2 separate regions of the Mus musculus genome follow, and region 1 is linked to region 2. A link is a loop called in an ENCODE intact Hi-C map of the cell type or tissue named here. Cell type or tissue: left cerebral cortex. All regions are shown on one strand. Region 1 overlaps Dpp4 (dipeptidylpeptidase 4). Region 2 has its middle 4.8 kb from the start of Gm13561.

The links. Hi-C counts contacts between places; a loop is a spot of excess contacts. Peaks named below come from ENCODE experiments on the same cell type or tissue, not always from the same donor. Only the 100,000 strongest peaks of a DNase experiment are listed, where the experiment ranks them.
Region 1: it touches region 2 in a loop (4-fold over the local background); 17 of 42 quality-filtered maps call a loop at or near these places.

What each region holds. Positions count from the first base shown.
Region 1 is chr2:62,356,007-62,358,506 of GRCm38, forward strand. Dpp4 (dipeptidylpeptidase 4) reads right to left here. Exons shown (of 26, transcript NM_010074.3): 17 at 954-1,001; 18 at 610-708. Among named protein-coding and RNA genes, the nearest start is that of Dpp4, 55 kb to the right of the region's middle. In left cerebral cortex, no CTCF peak of the experiment used is centred here; DNase peaks (open chromatin) are centred at 995 and 1,470; H3K27ac peaks cover 1,588 bases.
Region 2 is chr2:62,449,077-62,451,576 of GRCm38, forward strand. No RefSeq gene overlaps it. Among named protein-coding and RNA genes, the nearest start is that of Gm13561, 4.8 kb to the right of the region's middle. In left cerebral cortex, no CTCF peak of the experiment used is centred here; a DNase peak (open chromatin) is centred at 1,232.

The sequences.
Region 1 (2,500 bases), 93 kb before region 2:
GCAGTGGCACCCCTGCTGGGTCGGAAGGGGTTTGTTAGCAAGGACCCTGGTGACACACACTGCACATTCCCTTTGAGCAGGGTGCTAAGTTATTCTGCCCAAGTGGGTCTGTCCTACCCTTTCCAATGACGGGAGTTGAATACTTTATTCATTTCCTTTAAAAAAAAGTATTTTATTTTTATTAGTTTAGGTTATGTGTGTATGTATCTCTCTGTGTGGGTTTGTGCAAGTAGTAGCAGATGCCCTGGGAATCCGGAAGAGGGTGCTGGAATTCTGAAGTCACACAGCTTGGGAACCCTCCGGGCATGGGCACTGGGAAAGGAACGTGGCCCCTGCAGGAGCTGTAAACAGCTCCCAGTGGCTGAGCCATCTCTTCAGCTCCATATTTCCCATGGTGCTAAATTAAAAACCAAAACTCATCAACCATGAGGTATATCTTCCTTTCCCATAAGTCATTTTTCCTGAGTGGAAACAGAAACTGAAGAGAAAGAAGCGTTTCTAACTCAGACAAACCTACTGTCCTTAGTGGTGCCTGAGAGCGATCCATGCTTACCACATGCCCCACCTGAGCTCACTAGGAAATTACAACCTTCTCTACATGTAACTTACTTGTTTCATTCAAAACAATGAAGTCCAATTTTTTTGAAGGCATCTGGACATCCTGCAGCATTCTATCCAAAGCAGAATTGTCTTCCAGGACTCGCAGCTCTAAACAGATAGAGGAAACAGCCATAACTCGTAACAGGACAAAGAGGCTAGGTCACATGCGACAACAGTGAGCAGGCGTGCACTGCGGCAGCTGGGCCGTGCACACTTCCGGTAGGAGGAAGGCTTATGTCTTAACTCCTGGGTAAGTCTCTAATGCCAAGGGAAAAATCCCATGCTGGCCCTATCCACGTGCGCGCTTTCCTACAAGCCGGTGGAGGGGGAGAGGGGGAAGTATGACAAAATACCTTTATGATCCGTGCTACGATGTAGAGTGTAGAGGGGCAGACCGGGGCCTGTGAACGGAACCAGTGAAAGATAGGTTTTAGATGAGAATAGCATGCCTGTGTGAGCTTTCAAACACACCAGCCCTTACTGTCTGACATAACACAAAGCCGCTACTGCAGGAGGTAAGAAGCTCAGCTCTCTCCTGCTCATCCCCACCTTTTTTTTTTTTTTCCTTACAAATAACTGCAATTAAGTGTAGGATGCGTTCCTACAAAGGCACAGGGCTCAGATAAACGGGACAGGAAACGGATCTCTGTCCTACTGGACATTCCGAGCAGGCTGCCATCTCTGTGCCCAATTTCCTCCTAGGCGAGCCGAAATCACAGTTTAACCTTCCCAATTCTCTGTGAGCACATGTTGACTGTTCTACCTCCGAAAGTCCCGTGCTCCTTGGAGGATGAGTGGGCAGCGCTCTGGAACCAGCTTCACCTGGAGGAGGCAAGTCTGCTCACCGGCCCCCACTGAGGAGAGTCTGGGAGCCAGGAGACACATCTGCAGTGCCTAACTTGGATAAGCAGTTTCTTTCTGGCATGGAAATGTGTTTTTCTCACCAGCCCATATCTTCACTATTTATCCCAACTGTGGTAGCTGTGGAGTGGAAGGTAATGTATAGCAAAGCTATCTTGTGATCTATTTAATTTTGATGCATTTAAATGATATAGTTAATTTCTATATTTGCTTGGAAAAGCACAGTGAAGGCACTGCTAGACCTGGGTTTGAATCCTGACTGACTTGCTGGAAAGGTTAGGTCAGTGTGTCTACGTGCCAACATCTTTTCATAGAAAGTGAGGATAATATGTACTTTGGAGAGTTTTACTAAGGTTTAAATAAGATCATAAATATTAAGCTTTTAGCAGAGTTCCTAGTATAAGGCACATACCCAAGAAATGATGGCAACATTTAGCCATACTGAAGAAAACTAAAAAACTGCATCAGAGGGAACAAGATATACCAGGGAGACAACAGGATAAGTAGTTTGAAGGCCCCTTTGCCATTGGCCATGCTTTTTTTTTTTTTTTTTTTATAGAATGTCTAGATTCTTTTTCTCAGTTTAAGAAGCAGCCTGGTACAGCATTAGAAAAGAGGACTCAGAGAAGCCCCTTAGAGTGCTTTGATCTTACTGTATAACTTGAATATGCCACTGTGCCTCCCCTTGCCCAGGCTTCTAGACTTGGAATAAAAATTAACAGTAGTTGGGCTGGTGAGATGGCTCAGTGGGTAAGAGCACCCGACTGCTCTTCCGAAGGTCCAGAGTTCAAATCCCAGCAACCACATGGTGGCTTACAACCATCTGTAACGAGATCTGATTCCCTCTTCTGGAGTGTCTGAAGACAGCTACAATGTACTTACATATAATAAATAAATAAATCTTAAAAAAAAAAAAGGATATCATTGTAGGAAACCAAAAAAAAAAAAAAATTAACAGTAGCAATATCAACAGAGCACACAGTAGTGAAGATTCTGGGTGATGGGCACCACTCACAGTAACTGAAGGGCAAATGCATAA
Region 2 (2,500 bases):
TTTAAAAATATTATGTATCAGCTGTACTAAGGATCTAGGGAGTCTCTCTCTCTCTCTCTCTCTCTCTCTCTCTCTCTCTCTCTCTCTCTCTCTGTGCCAGTGTGCTTCTATGATACATACCACTTATTGTGATTATACAGTGCTTGAATACCTGTCTTCTAGCCTGCTCATTGCTCACTTTAATGTACATTTACCACAAGCTTCCCTTTGATTAAGTCACAAATGGGCGGTTGTGGAATATCAGAAGAACCCTGGAACAGTGGTATAACGTCAGGACTTCTCCCGAGTAATGGCTATAGTGTTGCTCATCTTGCAAGTTGTTGAAAAGAAAAAAAAAAAGAGTTGATAAGTCATGCGTTTTATTTTGCAAACATAACTGGGCGATTACATGGAGCTGAAGATTGTCAAAATATTCCAAAAATATTTTAAAACTTTCTACTTATCTAGCTTTGGGAGGCCAATATCTTAGAATATTCACTAAGTAGGCAGATCATCTTCCTATAGTTTCTTAAACCCTGGTTTGGGGTTTTCTGGTCAGGAATTTATATTTCTGTGTAACTCATTTTTATTCCTACATTGTAACATCTTAGCAGTAAGAATGGTCCCTTAGGGAACCAGAAATGTATTTTAATATCCTTTCTTTATGACCATACTTGGTTTAGTTTAGACATGGTTCAGGAAAACAAAAGTGGTGGAAAAAAAACACTTGTGAACTAAAAAAAAAAAAAAAAAGAAAAAAGAAAAAAAAAAGGAAAAAAAAAAAGGAAAGCCTTATTTGACATGATTCCTTTGGGGAATACATAGAGGTTTTATTTCCATTTTTCATTTTCATTTTTATAATGGTTTATGTTTCTCATATAGTCACTAGGTGGCTTAATATAGAAAACAAGTTTATGAGAATTGAACGTTTATTTGACAGCTGGATAACAAAAAGAAATAAAGGGGACTATTTATGTTCTTAGATAGTATGCACAGTGTAAGCTAATGTTTGCATGACTCTGAGGTGGTTCCCATGTTAATATAGAACCGAAAGTGAATTCAGGGGGACGATGACTTCAGTTAGAACAGCTGAAGTAGAGGACTAACAAAAGCTGAGGAGATAATTCAACAAGTTCTGCAAGGAATAAATTCGCTATGGTAAGAAGACTGTTTAGTGTGAGAACATTCCTACATGTTCAAAATAACTCATCATATCATTTTGTATAACGGATGAGCTTCAGTGGTCATGGTTTCAAAATTTGTAAAGCCCAACAAAAAAAGCCTAACCTTCTAGTTAGAGTTTTTATTTTTATACTTCTTTTCTAGAATGCTGTGGCATATTAAATTACATTGGGTTGGACATTTTAAATTCCAAGAGATGCTGCTCCCAAAGACACTCGAATAAGCAGGCAGAAGGGACAGTCACGGGTTTGCAGCAGCTGTTAAGTCGGAGGGATTGTGTGTGATTACAGAACGGGCCATGACGCGCTGATAATGAAAATGTAGGGTTGCATCAGTTGGAGGTTTTGGTCTCAGGCTCCTGTTTCATAGAAACCCCAATATAAAAGACAACATAAGTTCTGCCTCTACTCTCCTGGGGACTTTAATAGATGTGATTCTTGGAAGAGTAACCCTGAATCTGAATTGGGGACCATTCTCATTGGTGAATGTGAAATAAGTAACAGCTCTTATTGCCCAGATCTTGAGGGCCAAAATGTATGGATGCTACTTGAGATTTGATGCTGGTACGTGCCTCATTGGATGGCCAGGAAGCAGTGGTACAGGAAGGCCATTGGACTCTCTTGCTAGTGGGTTGTGATGGTGGTAGTGTAGAGACATAGGCTTTTTTTGTCAACCCTGTGAAGGGTACAGGTGTTATTGCAAGAGATGTAGAAGATGTTCTCCCGTGTGTGTGTGTGTGTGTGTGTGTGTGTGTGCGTGAGAGAGAGAGAGAGAGAGAGAGAGAGAGAGAGAGAGAGAGAGAGAGAGAGAATGTGAATGACTGGGTTGTAATAGCTACAGTCATGTTATTTTAGTTTCTGTGGCTGGGTATCAACTCCAAAACATAGTGCCAGGAAGAAAAAACGAACACAAACAACAACAGCCAAACACCAAAAAAAGTTTGTTCATAGATTCTCTGGACAGGGCATAGTGAAGATGTGGGGGTGTTGTTTTTGTTGTTGTTTGTTTGTTTGGTGAAGTCTGGGTTTCATTTAGAAAGGTGGATGGTCAGAGTCTAGAATCATCTACATGCTTGCCCACTTACATGAATGGTAATTAAAGCTGGTGCTTAAGGGGTAATTCAAGGGGTGTTCTTTGGACTAAATGTTCATGTCCCCCAAGTCAAATCCAATCTCAAAATCAAGGCATGTGCAAATGGGGATATAGGGGAGAATTGGAAAATATGGGCAGAGTGAATGAAAAGATTAAATGCTCTTATAAAAAGCAGCCATGTACCCTTGCTTTCTACAACAAAACAGGGCAAGAAGATGGCTGTATGTAAAACAAAAATAGGGTGCTC